2 separate regions of the Homo sapiens genome follow, and region 1 is linked to region 2. A link is a contact called in ENCODE Hi-C data. All regions are on one chromosome and are shown on one strand. Each heading gives the region's core, a stretch centred on a gene start or an enhancer-like site at or near the end of the contact. The rest is flanking DNA. Distances are from core to core; before and after follow the strand shown. Region 1 holds the start of RYBP (RING1 and YY1 binding protein). Region 2 holds the start of FOXP1-DT (FOXP1 divergent transcript).

What was found. Hi-C counts contacts between places; a loop is a spot of excess contacts on that map. Pooled maps may share reads with other maps.
Region 1: a loop to region 2 is called in a map of naive thymus-derived CD4-positive, alpha-beta T cell, with 4 times the contacts of the local background. The contact joins the promoter of RYBP here to the promoter of FOXP1-DT in region 2. A Hi-C loop is called at or near these places in 3 of 168 maps with a recorded cell type or tissue (CD4-positive, alpha-beta memory T cell and naive thymus-derived CD4-positive, alpha-beta T cell) and 10 of 50 pooled maps.

What each region holds. Positions count from the first base shown.
Region 1 is chr3:72,443,573-72,448,916 of GRCh38, reverse strand. It overlaps RYBP (RING1 and YY1 binding protein), which reads left to right and starts at 2,294. Exons shown (of 4, transcript NM_012234.7): 1 at 2,294-2,421. The coding sequence starts at 2,294. RefSeq lists silencers at 1,448-1,857, 1,918-1,977.
Region 2 is chr3:71,583,652-71,589,020 of GRCh38, reverse strand. It overlaps FOXP1-DT (FOXP1 divergent transcript), which reads right to left and starts at 4,078. Exons shown (of 1, transcript NR_182289.1): 1 at 1,612-4,078. FOXP1 (forkhead box P1) reads left to right here and starts at 5,293. Exons shown (of 21, transcript NM_001349338.3): 1 at 5,293-5,369. RefSeq lists an enhancer at 4,809-5,103 and a silencer at 5,181-5,369.

The DNA.
Region 1 (5,344 bases), core at 1,045-3,544, 860 kb before region 2:
ATTTTATTCTATGTATAGAATAATAACAAAGTCTCCTTTCCACTACTATGGCTCCCAGCTACCTCCCCGGAGGCCACTCTTCCAGTGAGGATTTCTTAGTGCCCCGTTTCTGTCACGACCTTCATGCCAGGGGCAGAGTCCTGGGAGCATGCCAGGGAGACACCAGAGGCCAAGGCTGCTCCATGGCGCAGCTGCACTGGGCCATGGCTTGTGTACGTACCCTTTGGCTTTCTACGGCCCTTTTACCCCTAGAACGCTATCCCTCTCTCTTCCTCTTCCTTCTTTCATCCCTCCCCTAAGGAGGCAGCTGTGGCATTGAGGCCTTGAGAGGTTGCTGACCCTTGCTAAACAGTGTTGCTTCTCCTGGCCCTCCTGGGTGCGCCTGCCTGGAGAGGACACTGCGTGCTGATCAAACTTATTGTTGACACATTCATTCTCTCTTTTATTCTCTCCCTTCTGATCCCTGGACTGATCTCTAGGAATTTCTGCTCCCTGGGTGCTCAGTCTCAGTGAGCTTCCCTGGTGGCAAGCCCTGATATGCTTCCCTTCCATGGGGCAGTCCTGATAACAACCTATTTTATATTTGCATATAAACCTGGCTGAGGGTCTGTCTTAACTCCAATCCCCCCACCCCCGGGCCCCAACTCCTAGCAGCATTCTAAGACTCCGTCCCTCCCCTAACCTGGGGCTTCAGCACAGCCGCGTCTGTGTCTTTTATCATCTGGGGTCGTCCTCCTACCAGATCTCCCTGCCTGAGGACAGAGGGTCCTGAGTCACGTTCAAGTCAATTTGGCAAGCGTTTTTGGAGCAGGGCAGAAAGTGAAGGGCACTACCCTGTTCCTCGACTTCAAAAATCGAACGCGGGGGAAATGGTGCACAATTCAGGCCCAGTTATAATAGCTCCTAATACCCAATATCTTGTTTTGGTCCTTCGTGAATACCAGGCATCCATCAGCGAACCTTCCATGCCTGATTTCTCCGAATATTCAAAACAACCCTGGGAGGATGAGCCCCATTTTGGAGATGAAGGAGCTGAGGCACGAGGTTTTAATGCGGGCATGTGGTCGCCAGAATTTGAATAGCAACTTCCCTAAGGAAACGCCCTATTTAGACTCTAGGGGAGAGGAGGATCCCAGGAGGAGTCCGCCAGCAGAAGCTCAGAGTCTGGCCTGGGGGCATTTAGTTATGCCACGCCCTTTCTCTACTGTTCCCTCCCGCGACAGGGGCCTGACAGGGAGTGGGGCTTCGGGCCAGCGTCTCGGCCGGACGCAGGGACTTCAGAAGAGGCAAATACAAAGCTCCGCATGGCAGAGGAACAGAGGGGCGCGGGGGAACGCGGTCCAAAGGTGGACCTTGTCGGCCCCTGGGCACTGCAAGCCTCGAGGCGCTGCGAGCGGTGAGGCTGTTGCAAGCTCCCGCGGCGCGCGCAAACTGCGTGGAACTACTTCCCCGGGGCGGCTTCGGGGCCGGGGTCCCGGCAACAGCCTCACGGGGCGCCGTGCGGGGCCCGAAGCCAGTTGCCAGCTCCCGGGCGCGGCCACGTGCGCCCCGCCGGGCTTGCACGCTCCGCCGCGCCGGGCCGCGGGGCCACCGACAGGCACGCGCGCCCCCAGCGCGCACACACTCCCGGGCACGCACACCGACCGCCCGGCCCACGTCCGCCACGCCCCGCCTTCCCCCGCGCCCCGCCTCCGCCCTCGCGGCGCCGGCCGCCGCCCTCCCATTGGCCGCACGGCGCGTGACGCGCGGCGCCAGGCCCCGCCCCTCGTCAGTCACTCGGCGGAGGCGGCGCTGGCGGGGACTAGTCTCGTCCGGAGACTGTGATGGATTTAACCAGGTGGGGAGGGAGGGAGGGCGCGAGCTTGGGAGTGGAGAGGGAAGGAGCCGGCCCACTCCCCGTCGCCGGCCTCGGGCTGCCCCTGCGCGCCCCCTCCAGATCCGGCCCGCGGCTCCCCTCCCGGCCCCCCCAGCCCCACGCTCAAGTCCACAAGTCCGCCCGCTTCCTGCGCCCGCCGCGGCCCTTCCCGGGGCGCCGCCGCCACCGCCTGGTGTGCGAGGCTATCCGGCCCGGGCCCGGGGCTTGCAGGGTGCCAGTGGGGGCGCCCGGTTCCCTTCCTCGCTCTCTCTTCCAGTCCCCGGAAAGGGTGGGTGGGTGGTCTCCCGAGCGAAGTTTCCAGCACTGGATTCCTGCGAAATTACGACGGCTCACCCGCGTCTGTGTTTTGCTGTCTCTCCCCCGTTTTCCTGCTCCCTGCCTCTTCCCTCCCTTTTCCCCCACTCTCCACTCCTCGGAAGGCCAAAAAGACAAGCGAAACCTGCCGCAGACGAAGGGTTTTGGGATTGTAGCGTCTGCACCTTCAGAAACAGTGCTGAAGCCTTTAAATGCAGCATCTGCGATGTGAGGAAAGGCACCTCCACCAGGTACTTGAAGATCTGTGTTACCTTTTGTTAAAGGACTTTTTTTTTTTTTTTTTAAGTGAGAGGGTAGTGAGCCTTACTTTCTGCCCTTTTTCCAACTTGTTGATTACGGCTTTTTTTGTATTTGCGGGTGGGTTGTGTGTGTTTTTGGGTTGAGTGTATTAAGTGTTGGGTGAAAAGCCTTGTGTTCGCTAAATGATTTATGGGAGGGAATTTTTCCAGGTTTTCATTTTATTTCAAACGGACACTGGATTTATTTGACACTTGTGTCTATTGGCTTATTGGTATTGGCTGGGGAAGAGAGGAAGCAGTACTATCGCTATGGATTGTAGGACATAGATGTTTTATATTTTTGCCATGTGTAGAATGGTTTTAATTTGCCTGTCCCGAGTTACTTTTCTCTTGTCTGAGAAATTTAGTGGGGGTAGTAAGGCTGGCTGTGCTTTTCCTGTCTTGAGCTGCAAATGTCTGTTACTTTCTTGCACTTGAAAATAAATGTCGGTATTTGATAAAGTAAGTGCATTTTGTGGGAGACTGAGCTGTCAGTTTTTTTTTTCTTTGACTAGCTTATGTGGGGTGGTGATGGGGGACGATTTTGTAAAATGGTGAAATGAGCAGTGACTGTGGAAGTTTGTGTTTAAAGCTCTGTGATGATGAAAAGAATGTTGAAAGAATTCCTTTTCATTTTGATGAAGGTCGTAAACTGCATGTGATGTTAAAACGAGTTAACTACTTTAGATTTAACATTCATAAATACTTGGATAAAATGTCAAGACTCATGTAGTCTTTTGGTCATCTTTTAATTTATGTCTGAATTTGTTTCATTGGCGTTAGAGTTTGAAGTTAAACTGTTCTTGGTGTCATTTAATGAACAGGCATTGGGTGTGTGTGTGAGACAAGAATGAGTTTTTGGTGGATCCTTTAGAACATTACAGTTGATTGCCAAAAGTCTCATTTTATCAGGTACTTATTTTTGAATTGGTGACATTTCAGTGTGACTGTGTAGTAGTACTTCACAGTTCCAACTGGATATTGTTCTTTGATTAGATGAATATGTCATGTTAAGGTTTCATTGGTTTATTTATACTTGGGATTAAATAGGATTATTGGGCAACCTAAAATAATCTAACTCTGAGATTAATTGGCCTAATTATTGTTTCTGTGAATTGCACTCTTTAAATGATGATACCTTTGAATAAAAATAATCAAAAACTAAAAATATTACTCCATACGTTGTTTTAAGAAATTTTTGTCGGTGTTTTGTATTATCATGGAATATATCTAAAGTAAAAAACACGCATCAGTAGTTTCATAGATTTTGTTTTGCTGTCTAAAATAGGGAATTCCATCAAATGGCATGAAAGTTTTTAGAAATGTATTTGTTATTTAAAGCAGTAGTGATTGTATATTATTTATGAGTAATGTTTTTTACATGTAGAAGCCCTCAGAGGCCAAACCTCTTTATTGTGGTTTTGCTTTGAGTGTTACCGTAGATGGTGTTCAAGTAAATGATTAGGAAACTCCTAAGAACTTGAGAACATTACTGGTGAAGAGAAACGTAAACCAAATTCAAAAGTTTATGTCTGATTTATCGCTGGGAATGATTATCTCATAATGAAGTGCATTTCAGCTTTTAACATGTATTTTAAAAAACCTTACTCATCAATTTTTCGGAAGCACATGGAAGGTGTTGACTTTTAAAAAAGGTATGTATGTATGTTTAAAGTTTTTTCAGAGCCGCAGATGACTGTTGAAACTTAGTTAAAACTACTGAATTATTTACAGTGAAAATATTTTAGAGTCTATTCAGGAACAGGGAAAGGCGTCTACTTTAAGGGTCTTCGAGTAATTTTCTGATGTCATTTAATAGAATTTGAATACAGATTTAACAGGTGTGAGGACTGAAAACTGTGTGCATTCATGACACTCTTAGCTGGCCACAGTTGGTTTCATTTTGGTTATTGTCAATATTTTGGTGTTTTAGATCTATTCAGAAGTCATCGTTGGTTGGAATGCAAATAACGTTTTGGTTTTCCTACATTATGAACAGGTTTTATGTGGAGAAGTGAGTTTGACAGGTTTTCATCCTATCCTGTCTTGTGTGTTAACTGTTGGTTAATCCCTTTGTGATACTGGTTACTGCCATGTTTTTTTCTTGGCCCTCTTGTATTTTTTTTGTACCTCAAAAGTTTGAGTATGAACTTGACATTTTCTATCTTGTGTAGTTTTAATCAGACTTGGTATAGATTGATGGCAGTAGAAAACTTGTGTTTTGGATGCTGGGTAATAGGCAATATTTGTGATTTTTAGAATAATTTGTTTCGTGGCACAGAAATTGTATTTTATTGCTCTGAGCTGGTGTTATGTATTTTAACAATTCTAGCTAGTTGGCTAGCCGGTGGTTATTTTGCAGTTTTTGATCATTCTCATCACTGTCACCTTCATCTACCAGTCAACCAAGGAAACCACCTATGACTTAGTGGTAGGCCAGTATGATAGAGAACTATATTTGCCCTTTGAGGGTAGAATTGATATTGCTGATGTGATTGGGAAAATACTGCCATTCGTCTGAAGAACACTTATTAAATTCGTAGGATATGAAAGATGCTGCTGAAGGGATTGGAGAGAGGAGAGGGGAGTGTTAAAATGTTGATAAGCCGTGTATGGGAATGACCATAATTCCAATTATAAAGGCTGTACGGAAGCAGGGGTCTGGCTTAGGGAATCAGTTAGAAGGATTCCTTCTTCTCCACTTCTTTTGGACAAGGAGAATTAAAAAATCACCTGTCACCTTTTCACTATTACCATGTACGTCAGATATTTTTAGTTCTGCAGGTGGAATTGTTAAGGTGATTGAGAATGAGGTCTTTTTTTTCTTTTTGGAGCAGCAATAGAGCAGAATGAAAGGTGAGATGGTCTTAAGGAA
Region 2 (5,369 bases), core at 2,829-5,328:
AAAAGATGCCAGTTTGGAGAATCATGTATGGCAGACTTACAGGACTACCTGTGAAATAGTTTAAGGCTATCAAGATATTGAGATGCAGCCTGTTGTATAAGGGGCCACATGTACTATAGATCACCTTTGTCCAACTTGAATGTGTGTGAGACTTGGCTGGGTGATTTTTTTAAAATACAGATATTTGATTCACTAGGTCTGAGGTAGGGCCTGACATTCTGCATTTTTGACATAACCTGGAGGTGGTGCTCTGCAGGTCAGCACATCTCATTTTGCATAGTAAGGCTGTAGATTGTTCTAGTACCTGTAGCAGATGGGGTTGAGCCACCCATACTCCTTTTACATGTTTCCAAGGTACCAACGTTGCACTGGGAATGCTCAGGGCATTAGAACAGCTTTTTGGATTGATGATACTTGGCCAAATGCTTCACCGTACCTTGTAGTTTATGAGGATTACAGTCCACTGAGACCCATGTTCATACAGTACAGTCATGCACAACCTCTTTTCACAATCACCAATTTAGAAAAACATAAAAATATTTGCAGGCCATATTTATTTATGTTTATATAACTGCATACTTTAAAAAAAAGCAGCAAGTGCAGTCTTGGTAACTAAGGTCTCACTCTCCAGTTAGAAAAACAGAAAAAGCACTATTGTTTCTAGATTTAACTCTGAGCCTCTTAAGTTTTGTTGTGGGGGAAAACACTTTTTAAGCTAGGGTCATTCCCCGTTCCCTGACTAGCTTTTCCACCCACTCAAATTATCAAATGTGGTTTTGTCTCAGAGTGTGCCTGTTAATATTGTATACTTTAAAACAAGAGATCCCCTGCTGATTTCCGGTGTGGACATATAGGGACATGAGGACACAGAGGATGGGCTCCTCTTACCACTTACTGTGAAGCACATGATTTTCATTAGCCATTTTTATCTTCTTGGAAGGCAACTGAGTTTAAGCTTTCATTTAGAGAATGGTCTGCCCACGCTTACTAACCTCCCCTCTCTGAATCCACTTTTCTCTTCTCAACCCTCCCTTCTTTCTTTGCTGTGTTGACCCCCACCTGGATGTCTGTCACATCTATGGAGAGAGGGTGGAGAGAAAGGACGGTGAGCAGGGGGTTGAACTTGTTCTTGACCCTCTGTGGCCTCAGTTTCTCCCAGATCTGTAAAGGGGTCTGTAGGTTAGCTGTTTCTGAGAAGCTAGACAAACCACTTAAGTCTGAGGATTGGTCACTTTAGTGGAAAGAGTGAGATGGAAACCCACAAAGTCAGGACACCTGGATTCTAATCCTTGTCCAACCAGTAACCAAATTTATTTTGCCTTGGAGGGCAAATGAAATCCCTGGGCCTTAGATTCCTCATCTGTAATGCGATATTCTTAGTTATGCCCATGTTTTTTAAAGTGTAGGAACCTTGGCACTAGGATGGCATAACACTGAATCACACATTGAGAACTGTATTCCTTTCCGATCACTTTAAATCCTTCTGGTTGTTAAAAAAAAAAAAAAAAAAAAAACAGAAAAAAAGAGAGAGAAAAAACAAAAATTCAAAAATTTCCATTGATACTCTTGTCCTTAACCCTTCTCAACATTTGCCACTCTCCCTCCTTTTTTCAAAAATCATTTTTAATTTTTGTTTTGACCCTCAAAGAGAAATCAGTGACTTTGTTTTTACTGTGCTTGTTTTTAATTTATGGTGGGTGATACTGATTTCCCATTTAAGGCAGTAATAGAAAAAAATTAAAAGAAGGTTGATTTAAATGAAAATGTTTGCTACAATTACCATAATAAGTGGCCTCCAATGAGTATGGTATATTAATTATTCGGGAACTGTTATGTCATATAGATATGGCAAAAATCAGGACACCAGTAACTGTGGTTAAAGAAACACTAAATTAAGTGGTTTTAGTTTTTGTTCAACTCAAAACTTACAAGAGCATTCAGGTACGTCGTCAGGTGGTAAATGTCCACTCCAGTTTCTGTTCCCCAAATGTACATATATTTAGTGACATGGTATTTGGTGAATGAAGCTCATGTTTGGTGTATACAATCAACAGTAATGTGACAGGGGACTAACATATTCTGATACGTTTGGGAAAATTTTGGCTGCAGTTAACTATAATTTGCTAATTTTGCATTTACATTGGTTTTTTTTTTCTCCTGTTACTTAAAATATAACGAAATGGGGACAAGCACCTTTGCCTTGGTGTAATTAAAAATAAAATTATGTCAGGAACATCTGTTTTCAGAAGGGATTTCTATTTGTTTTATCACCAAAAGGTGGCGTCCTACCCCCATGCCCTTTATTTTAAAACCTTTCTTGCTTTAATTTAACAAAAAGAAACTTCCAGTTGATTACTGATAAAGAAATTAAAATCTGCCCCCCACGAATGTAACGTGACAGTGTTGAAAATGAACAATATGTTAAGCTGCAGTTAAGTTTCCCTCTAATGTAAACCAAATGGACATCGAGTTCTTTAATAAGGCAGCACAGCACATTAGACAGTATCATACAAAATTGAGTACAATATATCATGGGATTTACAACCAGGATTTCCTTTTGTCTGCAAAACTTGTTGCCAACCTGACTGTGGCCCCCACTTGCAAGTGAATGTAGAATTTAAGGCAGTTAAAATGCAGAATCAGATTAGCAGCAATCTAAAGATCTTTTTAGTATTGCGATGATAATAATTTTTAATAAACACACTGCTTAATCTGAAAAACAAGATCAGAGGATGAATTGTTCTTTACAGACTATGAATAGATCTGTTACATTTAAATAAGTCGTTATTCCCCTGAGTTATAATTCTACAGTCAGGCATATACCATAAACATGTTATATTTGGCATAAAGTACTTTAGAAATTAAAAACCATTTTTAATAGGTTGACCACTACAGAACCAGTAGACTGGCTACTTTGTAGATTTCCACTTAATTCCGTGTGAATTCAGCATATGGAATTTCCAGTGATGTCAAAGAGTTGTTGGCAGTATTAACTGAGTTGACATAAAGCTTTTAGTTCAGTGCCTAGATCATAGTATTTAATAAATGTTAGATGTTATTATTGACAGCTTAGACTGTGAGCTCCTCAAGGGCAGGAATTTTTATTTTTTCATCCCTCTGTGCCCACTCTGTGGTCTAGCACACAGTGGGTATGTCATTAATCCCTTTATGTCTTGACAAACAAGACGTCGAACCCTAGCCTCTAGGAAGCTAGGACATTCCATACAAACTAAAATGCATTTTATTGGTCTAGATTCTAGTCTAAAAGATTCAGTGAATAGTCTTATCTGGATAGCATGGAACTTTATGCAGCATGCATGCAATGTGAATTCTACCAGGCTGAAATTACCTTAGCAGCCTCCCTTTCTTTTATTCTGTAGCATCAGCGAATGGCTTTGTTATTTTTTTTTTTTAACTTGCGAAAGATACAATTTCAAAGCGATAGTCTTATGCCACCCTTGAAATTAAGATTTAAGTTCTTCTGTAAATTAATGTTTAACAATATTTGTAAAGGGGCATTACGCGAAAGAATTTAATAATAACCTTTTCAGGATATTATCTACAACTGTGCTGGTCTCAAGACCAAAGGGACAGTAAGCCTCTCCCCTCCCCGCAAGGGGAAGTACTTTGTAGGAATCCACAGGGGTGACTTTTAATATATTCTCATAAAGAATTGGCCTGGTGTACACCAGCCAGCCAGTAGCTGGAAATGCTGGTTTGGGAGTCTGGCCACTTCTGTGGTGGTGGGTCTGAAAAAATTTACTTCTGTTAACAACAACAACAACAACAACAACAAGACATAGAGGTCTTACAGCTTTCCAAGTCACGTTTTGGAAACACATACTCTGCTTCCTTCTCTATGCGTATTGATAAAAGTGAAAGAAATACTAGTGTCTTTTGTTTTATGTATGTATATTTCAAAACATTTAATTCAGGCTCTTAGTTTATTCCTTCGAATTTCTAAATTCAACCAAACTTCAAAAACCGCAAAAAGAAAAAAAAAAATCTCACCTTTTCAAAGAATTGGACAAAGCTTTTTGCACGTGACTGATCACTGGGAGAGCAGGTAATTTGTGTTAAACAACGGACTGACATGCTAGCCCCCAGGCGTTTTCCTAAGAGGAGTCGTGGCAAGAACACAGTTCCTGATGCAGCCACCTTCCCCCAAAGTGGACTCGATTGCACATTCCTGCAGTGGCTCTGACAAGGGGGCAGAAGCTCGTCCCACATTCACACTCTCCTGATTCCGAGAAACAGGGGAGAAAACCCCTCGCTGGCTGGCGGGGTTTCTGTTTCCTTGCAAACAGGGGTTTGTCCTTCTGCTGAACTTTCACCTCCCGAACTCGCCTTCTTTCATTGGACAAAGTGCAGAAAGAAAGAGGAGAGACCGAGGGAGGACGGGAGAGAGGGAGAAAGGGGGTTGAAAACACCACCTCCCACCCCGCTCTCCTTCAACTGTCACTGATGGCAAAACACTTTCACTTTTAACTGGAGGAAACTCACATTCTAGCCTGTCCTCTCCCCTCCCTTTCATATTTTTAGCTCAGAATCCAAGCAAATAGCCATCGCATTCCCATCTTCGTCCCTAGTTAACACTCTCCCTTCTCGTTTTTTCCGCTGTCTGAATGGGCCCCCCATTTCCCATCTCCTGAGGAATCTCCCCCTCCGCCCCCCTGCCCCTTATTTTCCAGGTCTTTCCTGCCAGATCCCTCTGTTGCCAGGGACTGCTCTGGCGTTCCCTTCCTCTCTCTGGTCCGCGGGGCTCTGCCTCCCTCTCCTCTTTCCAATCCTGCCTGGACGCCCCTCACTTCCCCCTCCCTGGATCCCTCCCCCCAACCCCCCCCCCCATTCTTTGGCAATTGCGATTTTTTTTTTCTGGGAGCCCGGTTGTTTACCCAGCAGGTGGATGTGACGTCAGGGACGCACAACAGCAAAAAATAACAACATCTCCCTCCGCGACGTGTTGGCCTCTCTCGCGCGCCTTATTTATTTATTTGTTCCGGGATGTCGGGGGGGAGGGGGGAGGGAGGAGGGGGGTGGGCGCCAGCGCCCCGGCGAACGGCAAAGAGGGAGCCGCTCCCGCTCGGGGGGCCGCTGGAGTGCCCAGCGGGGTGCGTGAAGCGGAGAGGGGACCCCTGCGGGAGGTAGAGGGTCGGGCCGGGGTGCGCCCCCGGGCCGGTGCTGCCCGCGCCTCTGCCGCCGCCGCCGCCGCCACCGGCGCTGGCTGGGCTCCGGGAAGCTAGTCCGGAGCGGAGGAATCTATTGTTATTTATTGTGTGGCGGTTGCACGCTGTACTCGCGGCGGCCCGGCCCTCGCCCGGGAGTGCGTGTGTGCGCGCGTGTGTGCGCGAGTGAGTGTGTGCGCGGGG